Regions from separate parts of the Mus musculus genome. Here region 1 is linked to region 2. Evidence: chromatin contacts called from ENCODE Hi-C or POLR2A ChIA-PET data. All regions are on one chromosome and are shown on one strand. Each heading gives the region's core, a stretch centred on a gene start or an enhancer-like site at or near the end of the contact. The rest is flanking DNA. Distances are from core to core; before and after follow the strand shown.

What was found. A loop is a pair of places that touch in the nucleus more often than their neighbours do. ChIA-PET counts read pairs that join two places held with the same protein, here RNA polymerase II (POLR2A).
Region 1: a map of T-helper 17 cell shows a loop between it and region 2 (2.2-fold over the local background). The contact joins the promoter of Utp23 here to the enhancer-like site in region 2. A Hi-C loop is called at or near these places in 1 of 37 maps with a recorded cell type or tissue (T-helper 17 cell). POLR2A ChIA-PET finds 5 or more read pairs at or near these places in 2 of 5 experiments (Patski and embryonic stem cell).

The regions. Positions count from the first base shown.
Region 1 is chr15:51,873,538-51,880,736 of GRCm38, reverse strand. It overlaps Utp23 (UTP23 small subunit processome component), which reads right to left and starts at 3,296. Exons shown (of 3, transcript NM_030132.5): 1 at 3,027-3,296. The coding sequence starts at 3,214.
Region 2 is chr15:51,828,536-51,835,669 of GRCm38, reverse strand. All of the region lies in intron 2 of Eif3h (eukaryotic translation initiation factor 3, subunit H), which reads left to right. Among named protein-coding and RNA genes, the nearest start is that of Eif3h, 33 kb to the left of the region's middle. Within about 2 kb of position 1,397, at least 1 of the 3 ENCODE cell types and tissues checked has a DNase peak (open chromatin) inside an H3K27ac peak, as active enhancers do.

The sequences.
Region 1 (7,199 bases), core at 2,047-4,546, 43 kb before region 2:
CGGTTGCCATTTTCTTCTTAAATGAAAACTTTAAAAATACATACTCCAAGCAGAAAGAATACCAATGTCAGAGTACACTAAGCATTTGTGTACAGGAAGCATGCAAGTTGTTTTTCGCATATACTATTGCTTAACCTCAAATGTATAATAAAGCTACATGATTAACTGAATTAAATTTCTAACTTATCCTCAAATCTCTACCTCTTACAGATGGACCAGATACAATGAGCCTTCCAGATACTGAAGAGGACTCCAGGTCACTATTACAACTTCAAAAATCACTAACACAGAATCAACAACAACTTATGTATCCTGTTTGAATCCTGATTTTAAAAAATAAACAAATGAAAAATAAGAAAAAAAAGTTTGTTTTTTTAATTGTAGGAGCCAGAATGGTTGATGAGACCAGGAGAAAATGGCCCACAGAGTCAACTAAGCAGGGTTCATGGTGCTGGCTCACAGAGACTAAAGCAGCATGGTGGTGTAGCTTGTTGTCTTGTGAAACTTCTAATAGTGGGAACACATATGTCTTTGAGTCTTTCACCTGCTCTTGGGGCTCTTTTCCACCTGTTGGGTTACCTCCTCCTGTCTTGATGAGGGTTTGTGTCTAGTCTAATTTCATCTAGGCCCTGTTCCGTTGATATCCCTGGGAGGCCTGCCCTTTTCTGAAGAGAAAGAGAGGAACAGTGGATTTTGTGGGATGAGGGAATAAGGGAACTGTAGTTGGGATGTATTGTATTGAGAGAAGAATTATTTTTTTTTAAAGTTTTTTCATGACAAACAGCAAAGAATGACAAACAGATGTGTGAGGAGGTGGGGAAGAGACGGGGACAACAAGAATGGGCTTTCTGGGACCAGCAAATGCTGGGTATCAGGGTCTTCAATCTTGTGTTGGTTGACAAATTCCCAAAGTAGCTGGGTGGTGGTTGTGCACACCTTTAATCTCAGCACCTGGGAGGCAGAGGCAGAGAGAGGGGCAGAGGGGCAGAGGGGCAGAAGCAGAAAGAAGCAGAGGCAGGTGATCTCTGAGTTTGAGGCCAGCCTGGTCTATAGAGCATGTTTCAGAACAGCCAGGGCTACACAGAGAAATCTTGTATAAAACAAACAAACAAAAAACCAAAACAACAACAACAAAAAACCAACCAACTAAACAAACAAAATCCCAAACCACAAAAAAAACAAAAATTCCCAAAGTTAAGTGGTTGTTGTCCTTTCTCTTCTTCCTCCTTGAGAATGGCTCTTGCCAGGCCTTCTTCAAACTCATGGTACTCCTCCTGACTCAGCCTTGCAGAGTATTTGTATCACAGGTGTAACCTCCCTTGAGTGACTCCGTAGTTGAAGTCCTTGGGGAACTATGACATGTACATGTAGTACTTCCCGCCTGGTTGTATCACAGCACGGGACTGTTAGTATTGGTATGGCACGTGGGAGGAAACAAACTACTTACATTCAGAAGCAGCTAATCCAGGGACAGAGGCTGTTAAAAGCTGTACAGGCAGCTCCTAAGGCTAAAGGGATCATATTTAAAAGTTTGTGTGTGTTGGGCTGGGTGATGGTGGTGCCACACACCTTTAATCCCAGATTTCAGAAGGCAGAGGCAGGAGAATCTCTGAGTTCAAGGCCATCCTGATATACAAAGTGAGTTCCAGGGCAGCCAGGGATACACAGGGAAACCCTGTTTTGAAACCATCACCTAGACTCCAAAAAAAAAAAAAATTTTTTTTATGTATATGTGGGTGGTTAGCTGTAGAGGCCAGAAGAGGGTGTTGGAGCCCCTGGAGCTGGAGTTACAAGCAGTTGTGAGACCCCTGACAGTGATGCTAGGAACCATCTCAGGTCCTCTGGAAGGGCAGGAAGCATGCTTAACAACTGAGCCATCTTTCCAGCCTGAGATTAAAACTTTGAGGTTATCTGCAACTCGGAAAGAGCATTACTTAAGAAATTCTAAATGTGGAAGGCTGTTTACTGCAAAGTAGAACATGAACAGCACACGTCACGGCTTGACTCGGACAAATGTATAAAGAACACCTTAACTGGCTATTTGTAAGCTGTAGTTGAACTCAATTTATTTACTTAAATAAATATTCCACAAAAACTACTAAAATTCTTATTCATGGTCTAGCTTCAGTTTACCTTTTCCCTATTTTCATGTCCCATAATATTAGATATAATATATATCTTCAAGTCCCAAAATTAAATATGGTTCAGGCATCAACCAATTCTATTTGTTCAAAAGTTCTCTAAAACAATAACATTACTATTTCTATCATTGAAAACAGACATTTCCTCCTCAGTTCTAAACAAGCCTCAGAGGGGGTCGAACATCGATTCTATGAGACCTTTTAAAATAACCCCCACCCGCACCCCCCACGCCCACCCCTCTCACACACTCCTGCTCCCGGGTGTGCTACCCTAGGTGTGCTCTCTTACATGAAGTGAGGAGGCACAGATGTGGAGTGAAAAACAGCCATCAGGAGTTGACTTTACAGCCCATGAAGGCTAAGGCTAGGCCTTCGTCTTGCCCACTAAGGTGTCCTCAGGGTCTGGAGCAGTGATTGCCATTTGGTTGGTACTTTAAAAATGGCCTTGGGTAAAGTTTTTAATATCTCCAGCCTTGACTTCTTTTCCTAGGAATTGAAGATAAAACCTCACTGGCAGTTGGAAGGCTTGAAAACCTTTGGGTTATAAGTAACAACCGCCACAGAATGGGTGTTAGCTTTTGGATGTTGAGAAATGTCCAATGTAAATGATACCTCACGTGACTTTATATCAACTTTGAAGAAGTTATGCTCTCTACAGCTACACCATTTCTTGCCTGAGACCACACAGCTGGTTTTAATTGGAACCAGAAGTCCAAGTCAGGTCCACATGTTACCTGTTCTGATTTTTCTCAGAAATAACTGAATATTCACAAGGCACAGTACCATCTGCCTGACTTTTCGGTCAGTCGCGGCCCAAGGTAACCGACTTGGTTGGCACCGTGGAGAACTCTGGGCCACACCCGCGACCCCGCCCCGCAGACCCACCTCGTGGTGCACAGCTGGGTCTCTCCCATAAGGTAGCGGGGCAGCTGGTCCCGCAGCTGGATGCGACCCCGCAGCGCCGCCTGGCAGAAAGTGCCATCCAGAAGGATCTGGTAGGGCTCGCGGACTCCGAAATTGTTGCGGAAAAAGCCGAGATGCTTCTTGGCGTGTTTCTGCCTGGTGATCTTCATGCCTGTTTAAGCCACCGGACTCACCGGCACCAGCCTCACTTCCGCACTCCTAGAAATTTGTATTTCCCGGAACGAAGCCCCTTCGACCCGGAAGTACACTCCCTTATTTCCACAGCCCGCCTCTCGGATTCTGTAGTTCGCAAAGGAACGACCACTCCCACTTCCTAGCGCGAGCTTTAGGGGGCGGAGCTTTCTGTGCAGAGGAGCCTCGGAGTGCGCAAATTGGCGCAGGTTGGCACATGCACACTCGCGAGCTGGACTAATAGTCCTTGCTTTGTGTAGCTCTTTGCCTGACACTTAGGAAGTCTCTAAAAGACTAGTAATATGAAAATAACTAATTATGGTACCATTGACCCAGGCACTTTGTAACTTGCCATTCACTATGTATCATTCCCAAGAATGTTTTTAGTTTCCAAGTGAAGAAAATGAGCCAAGGTTGGACGACCTTAACTTGGGAGGTTTTGCTGGTCTTCAAGGAAGCAAAGGGCACGTGGTTCCTAAGCGTCTGGAGCTCACACTGACTCCTTGATGTTCACGGGTATTTTACAACACCTTACGAATGAACTGATTCTATGGTAAAAAGGTGTTACCCAAATTGACAGCACAGTCTCTAACTCATCCTGGAGAACCCAATTGACATAAATTTGCTGGTTGTGGTGGCGTACACATCTTTAATCCCAGGAGGCAGAGGCAAGAAGGTTTCTGAGTTCCAGGACAGCCTGATCTTCATAGTGAGTTCCAAAGCAGCCAGAGTTACACATTGAGATCTTCTCTTGGAAAACAAATAAACTAAACAGCCAAATTAATATTTAAAAAAAGGATTTCCATAGTGTGGCCAAACGGAGGTGCCAGTCATTATGACAGTCAATCTCTGAGGTCCTGAAGTGAAATTAAAGTGTACATAGGTAGCCAGGGACATGAATATCTAACTCATTGGTTCTCAACCTGCCTAATATAGCCCTTTAATATATTTCCTCAAGTGTGGTGTGTGTCAATCATAAAATCAATTTCATTGCTACTTCATAACTGTAACATTGTTGCTGCTATGATTCATAATGCCAATATCTGCGTTTTCTGATGGTATTAGGAGACCCTGTGAAAGAGTCTTTTGAACCTCAAGGGCTCAGGACCCACAGGTTGAGAAATGCTGAATTCTAACCAACCTTGGTTAATATGTGGCACTGTCCATCATTTTTTAAGACTTTGGTCCTACCCTGGAAGGTGTTCTAAGAAGGCATTAAGACTGGGAAATCTCTTTCCCAGAAGACAAATTAAATTCCCTCTTGGTGTCAGGCTCTGCGTCTTTTCCTTCTTCCAGCATGAAATTGCCATTTCTTAGGGTCAGTTGTTTCAATTTGAGGGACACGAAAGAATATCTTCAAGTTCTGCTGGGCCAGTTACAGAGCCATTATTTGTATCTTCTCATCCCAAAGCCAAGCCTGAGTGCCTCAGTGTTTTAGGAGAATTTCCAAGAGTTTCATTTCCCGAAAGTTTGTTGAGTTGGAGGCCTGATCTCAATTTCATAGACGTTTTTCTGTCCGGAGTTTCTAACATAGGAAAAATACATACTGGGTTAAAATTGAAAGACACACACACACACACACACACACACACACACACACCCCTAATTTAAATACTTTCGAAGTTACTTAACCAATTTAGTTAAATGAAGACAATGAATAAGGAGTTTTCAAATTTGATTAACTGTGTAGGGTATCCACTCTAAGGTAAAAGAATCAAAGACTGGAGAGTATGGAGTTTGCATTTTTGTCTCTGGCTGGAATCTGTCCCAGATCTAGTCTTGGCCAATTTGGCCAAAGATTGAAGGAACTTTTTTTTTTTAATGACTTATAATGTGATTGAAATGTATTGCTTGCATTTGGCCCTTTATTTCAATTTATAGGTTTATGGAATTGAACTAAGGTACTCTATAAAGTCAGTCCTGACCTGAAACCCAGTACTACCATGAGATGGCTGCTTTCATTTAATGGAAAATAAAATTAGGGGTTTGAAATCATGAGATGCTGTAGAAGGGCTGGTTTCATAGTCCTTAAGCATAATTGTCAGTATTTTCTACTTTAATCCTTCCTTTATCCCTGTATGCACACTCTCTGCCCTGAATGGACTCTCATGACAAAGAAATATCATCCCAACCTCGTAAAACAATTAAAAGCTTTAAAAACAAAAAACAAAAAAAAAAGACTTTCTTTCTACCTAGATCTAACTTCTAGTCACTTTTTAGTTCTAAAAAGATATGGGATGCCACTAAAAATTTGAATCATATTCTAGGGTGTTTTGTTGTTGTTGTTATTGTTTTTTATTTTAATTTGCGGAACTACATCATAGTCTTTTCCAAGTTCTATGTTTGACTGCCAATTTGCACACTTATCCTTCTTACCAAGTACAAGAGAGCCTTGTAACAGTGATCATCAAGTTTGGAATCATTTTCTATTGACTTAAAAACCAAAACAAAACATTGTCCCTGGGTATGTAGGGAAAGCCTTAGGGCGCTTGCTTAAGATAGCCATTTCTATAGCAGCTTGAAGTTCTGAGACTCTCCCAGGTGGCACCTGAAATATGCATAGTAATGAACTCTACATAGGCTGTGTTTTTTCTGACATATACAGGCCCGTGATAAATTTTAAGTCATAAATTAATCACAGTAGGAAACTGGCAGCACCAATAAAACAAAGCAGCTAACACTGGAGTAAGACTTCTGTGGAGGTCTCTTCTCAATGCCTCTGTGTAAGATGAGATTTTTGCTTTCAATGTCCAGCTACCTCCTAAGTGACTACCAGGTAGGTAGTATTCAGACAGAAAGGCACATTTATTATGAAAATTTCTCCGAGTCATTTTGTGCTCTTAGTGTTCCTGATCCAACTTTTGCAGGAAAACACTACTGTTTATCCAATATAATATTTTCATTAAGCGGTCCACCAAAAGTATTTTTGCACAGATGCCAAATGACCTAGTATTAATGGCAAGTCAATATGTGGTTACAGCCAAGACAGAAGCTCAAGAATGCCATTATTCAATGAAGTATTAGGATATAAGTTTGATAATTTAAAAAATAAAAAAATTAATTCTTTTGAAGAAATATTGTGATGTCATTTTAAAACTACAATAGTCTTTGAAAAACATGATTTAAAAGTGGCAAAAACAATGAAGCCTTATCATTGCTATCCACTGGCTTTGACTGGGATTCTGGGACTGGGTCCTTTCTATGCCAGACATTTCCATTCAGCCGAGGTGGATGGAAAATTGGTTTATTTTTCTTTACTTTTAAAATACTCTTAATAGTCATTATTGTGTCTGGATCAAATATAATTTATAATGTGACGTTATGGTACACGGTCTTGGAGGTTTTTTTCTTCATAAAAGTTTGATGAAGCCAAGGTGACATGAGAATGATTTATTCTTGGAAGGTGTGACTAATACCCGAATAGGACTATTTCATGAAAAATTCATGGTCTAAATGGAATTAAATAGGTAAATATTAAGTTCAGTTCATAAAGGTTATTTTGTTTCACTCATGAATGTTGGTATAATTTTATTTAATTTCATGGACAACAAGGGGTACATGTAACGTATCTATTGTAATATCATCTTCCTTGTATTCATATTTAAATATTTATAAATTTTTCTCAATGTGGCATTAACTCAAAAAGAATATTACTTTTCTCCCAAATTATGCCTGAAATTCTATCTAAATAAACACTTTAGCTAAATAAATTGCATTTTAAAACAAGTTAAGTAAACTGTAACATAGTAAGGTCCTGCTAAGCTCTTCACTGAATAGAGAGATAGAAATATTCAGATATATTTCATTCTGTAGTATAGAATCCATGTGGGCTACCTGACTGTGGAATTTCCTACCTGTCTGAAGGTGTTATTAAGATTAAATATAAAGGTGATGCATTTTAAAATAGTTCCTAATTTCAAATTAAAAACTTACCCATGTCAGCCATAACAAATAGAACAATAA
Region 2 (7,134 bases), core at 148-2,647:
TAGTGAGTTGTTTTGGTGTTTGTTGTTTGAGACAGGGCCTCGTGTAGCCAAGGCTGCCTAGAAACCTTACTGTAGCTAAGGGTCTTCTCAAACTCATTCTCCTCCTGCCTCCTTCCTCGGCGCGAGGGCTGCAGACAGGAGATGGACCACCACCTATATTTACATAGTTTTAAAGTGTATTACTAAAGTTCCTCGTATTGTGAATTATTTCTCCTTAAAATGTTTTATTTTGATTTATCATATTTCTATCAACTCAACTCGAGCTCAGTTCTACCTTCAAAACAGTAGAAATTTGGTACTAGAACAGTGTGAAGGATTAGGTGAAGAACAGTGAGGCGATGCCTTGATTTTCCTCTGGTGCTTCAGTAAGGAAAGGGATGGTAAGGAGAGGACACGGCATACTCAGACCTTAGTGTGTCTAGGTGCTTCCTATTGCTTCACAGATTCTGGGTGTGAGCGGCAAGCCAGACTGCTCTTTCTTCAGAGTCACCCATGTGTTTCTTTTCAGATTGTCTCCTACAGGGCGTTGACTAGAAAAAACACTAGTAGCTAATTATGGGAACTGTACAGGCAGACTTAATAGTTCTCACTTGGGAACTATACATTTCCATTGAGAGACATGGAAAAGGAGGTCTAGACTGAGCTTCTCTGTGGTTCTGGTTTCCCCTGCTAGTTTGCACATTTGTGATATGGATCATATGGTAAGTAGGGAATTGAGGAAAGAAGCACAAGGTTAAATTAGTGGCGCATCTAGAGATGGGAGCTCCAGCTAACATGCCTGTGCACGGAGATCCAGTTGAAGAGAACTGGACTGATCCTGCTAGTTTGTCAGAGACGCTGTCAGTGAGTGGTGCAGACCTGAAATCAGCTTACAGTATTCACTTAAAGCATTGCCATAGCTGAAGTCTGTGGTTGTTGAATTTAACCTAGATTTCAGAAAATGTAAGTTTATGTGTGTGTGTGTACCATACTCGTTAAAGATCCAGAGCAGCTCTAAGCTTTACATGAACCATAAAGTAGTGGTGGTTGAATCAAGTCAGCTCAGGCATTCTGAGCACAGTCTCTGGAAGTCAACACAGCCTCTAGTATTGCTACCCAGAATGGAGAAACTAACTGAAGTATAGATTAAGCCGAGTAGAACAAGTTCTTATTAAATGCCACTGACTGCATCTGCAAATAGCTCGAATAGATGGTTTTATTTAACGGAAGAAGTCGGTGCCTGACTGATGGCACAGGCTTTCTCGAATCCATTGCTTTGCAGATGACTTAAACAGACAGTACTGATAAAGCCTGTCATGTGAATTTCCTTCTTTACTGAGTACACAGTATGGTTAAGTGATATGTTGTGCAATGCTTCCAATCTGCTGCCTCTGCCATCTGGGCAAACAGAATGAAAGAAAAGAAACGGATCCCTCTGCTGTAAGGAGGCTGTGTGAACACTGGGTGCCACTCGTGGCACACTGAGCTGTGGCAACTGTCTTTGTGACTAGTGTAGGTAGCTGTGTGTAAAATGGAGGCCTGTAACATGCCCAACTCTCACCTTCCCTTTGGATGGCCTGGAACCCGTGGTTGGGACAGAGCAGAGCCACGTGGAAAACCTTCACGCCCAGAGGAGAAGGTACACAAGGGCGCATTACTGCACTGTTTTCAGCCAGTCCTTCACCCTAGTCTAGTGCCAAGTCTTCCGAATGGTTTGTTTTTACCAATGTTTCAGGGGGTGGGGTTGAGCTGGTGAAAGAAGGCAGATAAATTAAAATAATTTCCTCCTTTTTAAAATCCAGTGCTGCTCTAAGTCCTTGAATCAAATGTTGAGGTGGATGTAATAACTATTGGCACTTCAACATCACCGTCGTGAAATCTTTCTGGAACCAAATTATGCTCCCTAAATTCCCTAAGACATTTAGTTCCCATTTTAAAAGGCAGCAGTACCTATAGCTGGGAACATTGCCTCCGACCTTTCAAGTTGTACCGCCGGGGACCTTTGAAGGATGAAGTATTTGGAGCAATAATACACTTTTGTCGGGGCGACGTTCTCATTTGAATCTTAGGGCTGTAAAGCAGGTTTGTGTGCTTATGCTTTTCATGTCGCTGCTGCTTGTTATCATAAAATGTGTGAGCCCTTACTCTACTCTACTAACCATGGTCATCTGGTTGCCTCCCTAGGACGTAGCAGAGCCTTGAATGGATGCTAATAGTACAAAGCCACTGTGGTTTCTGAGGCTTGCCAATCATGGCTCCAGTTCTGAAACATTCAAAATAAAACCCACTCTTTCTTTTTACTTTGACTTTTTACTTTTTTTATTTTCTTTTTGAAAAAAGAGTTGTCTTATCAGAAAACATGGTAATTTCAGCAGATCATTAATGGGAAGGAATTAATAACAGAAAGTGGTTGTTGACCCCAGGAAGTAGGTTAAATAGTGCAGCGTGGTAATAAGGACCACATATGATAAGGCGAAGGCACCTGGGTTTTATTAGGCTGCTTGATACTTTGATCACAATATTATTTCAAGGCTTGTCTATTTAAATTGCTAAGGTTTCTTGTCATCATGATTTAGATCACAATTTCTTTCATTGCAAAGAGATTTTCTTTTCTTTTTCTTTAAAAGAAAGATTCTGGCCAAGCCAAAATTTGGAGGAGGTGCAAGTTCAACAGCTAGAATAATCTTAGAACAAGAAAACCATTGCATAGAGACTTGAAAGCCACCGGATACCAGGTCCATCTGACTTCTCCATAGCTTTTGCCTAGACCATAATTACACTTCATATGGTAGGGAATGCTATAAGGATGACTGGAATAATTCAATTAATTATTGTTTGATATAAATATACACATTTGAAACATATTTCATGTTTCGAGACGGCACTGAGGTTCTCAGCTTTCCCTCCCAACTGCTAAGTGGTTTGATGAACATCTTCAAGAACGTATGGAATTATTTTTAACTGCTTCAGCCATAATGACTGAATTATACTAATCACAGAAGTTAACTTGCTTGATAAATTGTCTTGCCTTTGAACCTGAAATCTTTAAACTTCAGTTAGCTTAATGCCAGTAAATGAAATTTTTACTCATCAGGACCATCAGCGTTTCCTTCCACTGATTTTCTTTATCATAGAAGTAGTCTTTCACTGCTATTTAATGGTTGTTTGTTATGTGTTACAGCAAATGCCTTAGCTTGAAAAAACATTTATTTTCAGTAGTGAAGAAAGGAACGGGAAGGGTTAATAATTTAAGATACTATTATTAGCTTAGTAGTAACGATGGTCATTCAGCAGTGTTTAACATTTATATGTGATATGCTTTGTACATTTATTCACATTCCCACTAATTATCATTGTTTTGATATTTGAGTACCCTGTTATAACTGCTATAATTTTACTTCAGTGTTTCCATTTCCCTGTGTAACTTAAGCCTTGTTAAAAGCATATAAGAATTTAAGTCCCCTTTGATTTGCCCTTGGTAGTAAAAGGAATATGTGGACTTGACATTCAGTATTATTTTTTATTTTCCCTAATCAGAAAAAAAAGAGGAAAAAGTAAAATTAAGCAAAAGACTTGAGTATTGGAAAGGTTGCTTACCAAGAGCTATGATTCTTGTCTTGAAAGTAGGGTCCTATTTTAACTTGTCATGTACAACTTGTTGAATCAGGAAAGATGAACTTGAACAAAAGATGGAGGCATAGATTAGGGACATATATTCGATACAAGCATAGAATGAGAAGATCTGTCAGGGAAAGCAGAGATTTATTTACCTTGGAAATGGGCTGAAAAAATAGTAAGTAGAGCCAGCTTCTGGGATGCTTGAAAATGCAGTAGTCAGTCGGTATCTAGCATTTTGTGGCTTGGGGAGGGCCACCAGAAGGAAAGGAGAGCTTGAAAGAAATAGTTAGTAACCGTAGGTGGACAGGAGGAGTTGGGAGAGCAGAGAAGGTGGACTAGAGGTTTGCTACCAAGTAACTCCAGTGTCCAGAGTTAAGTTTTTGTTCATTAGCCCCTTTTAAAATATTTCATATAATATACTGGTTCAGTGATAAGTGGTATGTGCTAAGGTCAGATATGTAATACATGTAAGCTGTTGGTGACAGGCCAGGAGGTTCACACATTTCATAGTAACTGTCATCCTTACTGAAATGAGGTATTTAAATTCAGTAACTGTAGAGAGTTGTTTAGGTTATTTAAAATACATAGAGAGTGTGAACTAGTCAGTGTGGTGTGGATGTGAGGTGATATTTTTAAGGCTATCTTCTAGGAAGATGATTATTAAACTTCAAGCAGAGCTCAGACCTACTAAATATACAAGGATGGTGCTATTCCTCAGTTGTGTCACCTCAAATGCAGTTTAAACGACTTGGTAACCTGACTGATCCATTGAATGGGTATTTTAGTAGTGCCATCCATCTTTAAACCTTTACGGTGTTGGGGGAGTCCACAGCCAAGGGGAAGGGGAAACATAAAATTTATAAGATTGCCTAAATAATACTTGAAATGCTTTCCTTAAAAAATCCCTTAAAGTGGATGTTTTTCCATGGATAATTGAAACTTCTCAGACTAATGTCTTTCACTTAAAAAATAGGAAAGGAAATTAGAATCACTCTTAATTTCCCTTTCATGCAGCTATTCTTCATTATTTGTTTAGCTATTGATTCCAGCGATCTCCTCTTATCTGTTGATTAATCCTATTCTACATATGGAACAAACCAGCAGCGGTGTTCACTAACAGCAAATACCGAGGCTTTAGCAGTAGAATAGTTTTACCGCTATTAGGAACTAACTATAACAGATCTTCTCCTCCAGTTTTAAAACTGGATAGATGATTGAAGAGTAAAAGCCCCGGCCCTAGAGGTTAGCTCTCGGGTGTAGCCATCTTTGTTGTCTTGTTCACTACCATTATTGATAATGCTAGCGCTCTAAGAATACTGGTCATCGTTACCACTTTCTTAGTGTTTGGCAGGTACCAAATATTCTATTGAGCACTTAGCAAGTATCAGTTTAATCCAGAACACTTACGTGAAACTTGGTTCCTGCTATTTTAGTCCATTTGTAGAGAGGGGTAAGATTGAATTAGGAAAAATGAAGATAAATAACCAGGGCAGAAGGCAGTCCAGCTTGACCCTGAGTTTGAACTGTGTAGGACCAGACGCACTCTGGATCTTGAAGGTGTGTGTTCTCTTCTGTGAATGTTTGCATAGTCACATTAAGTAGCCCTACTCTAAAAATTCAAAACCTGTAGTGTTCCTAAAGCATTTGGTCTCTGATAAGACCCTCTTACGGGTAGTGTTTGACCTATATGCATTTGAGCCCTGAGCTTGGTCCCTAGTGCAACTGCCACAACCTGGGTGTGGGTGGGGGTGGGGGTGGTGGGGTGGGGTCACATTTGTAGTATCTCTAATGCTGGACTCCCAGGTGAGATGCTCTCAGTAAGTGTTGTGATGAAATGACAGGCCTGAGACATACTTGAGTAAAGGTCCTTTCAGCAGGAGGGCGGTGTGTTTGCTCCACCTGGCATTTCATGAGCAGGGTCTTGCAGACAGGTGGTTCCTGTTCTTACCTCAGCTTTCCCCTCACTCTGCCAGCTGTACCGAAGCGTTTGTTTACCCTACAAGTCCAGAGTCTAACTTGTTCCTAGACAGTGATTACCTTAGCCCCTCTGCACCTCCAGTTAATTAACTCCTGCTTCTGTGTCAGGACTCAGTTTAGATATTTTCCCTAGACCCCACACACATAGCCTCGCGGCAAGCCCGGACTACATACATGTTCACAGATCAAACGCTTACCCCACAGTGGTGCTTACCCCATTACAATTATTGAATACCTTTATTCTGAAATTGGATTTACAGAGGTTGCAAAGATAGTACTCTTGGCACACCCTTTAGTCAGCACATGGAGATGTTCTTTATTTCTGACTCCTCTGGTTTGAGGATGGAGGTGTTGAGATACACTAAATAGCACAGGCTGGCTTTGAACTTGATATTCTTGCCTGAATCTCCAAGAGTGCTAGAGTTGCAGGTAGAAATGACCCATAGTAGTGACTACATCTAAAGGTCCACAGAGGGTCATGCTCCTGTAATGACCCAGTTATCATTGGGTTCCTGGCGGCATGCTCAGCAAATTAACATGTTCAAATTAACAAATTAACATGGAATTAACATGTTCCCACTCAAGTAAGAAATTATTGGTATATGACCAGAAACTAAACTATAGCTTTTATATATATATATATATATATATATATATGTGTGTGTGTGTGTGTGTGTGTGTGTGTATATGTGTGTATATATATATATATATATTTCTCTGAATTTTCTCCCTCAAGTCTTCTCTGTCCTTTAGCTGTTACAGGGTTCTAAGATACTGTGTTGTTGTATTTAGTCATTATATTTCTTGTGTGCTCCAGTCTGTGTTTTCTTCCCTTTCCTGAACTTTTTGAGGAATACTTGTCGGCTCTGAGGTATGTTTGCCAATTTGGGTTTGTCGTCTTCCTCGTGGCTAGTGTTGATATGGATTTGGGGTTGTCGTCTTCCTGGTGGCTGGTGTTGATAAGGAGTTTGGGTTGTTGTCTTCCTCGTGGTTGGTGTTGATATGGAGTTTGGGTTGTCTTCCTGGTGGCTGGTGTTGATATGGAGTTTGGGTTGTCGTCTTCCTCGTGGTTGGTGTTGATATGGAGTTTGGGTTGTCTTCCTGGTGGCTGGTGTTGATAAGGATTTGGGTTGTCGTCTTCCTGGTGGCTGGTGTTGATATGGAGTTTGGGTTGTCGTCTTCCTCGTGGCTAGTGTTGATATGGATTTGGGGTTGTCGTCTTCCTCGTGGCTGGTGTTGAGATGGATTTGGTGCAGAAAGTGATCAAGTGCTTTTCCTTGTTGCTCATGTCCCGGGTGGTGCTTCTCAGCACAGAGTGACAGTTAGGTCACTTGGTCCCGTGGTTTTGGCCCTGACTGTTAGGTTTCTGCATTGAACAGTTAGTATTTTTCCTTTCCCATACTTACATAAATGCAGCCTGTACTCAGGACGGGGTTTAAATTCATGTCTTGTGGGAGGAATATCAAAGACCTGCAGATCCATGAAAAGTGCTCCATAATTAATAAACATTATGAGGATTGTCAGATCCTATCTTTTCTGTTATTCTTCAGTTCTGCTAGA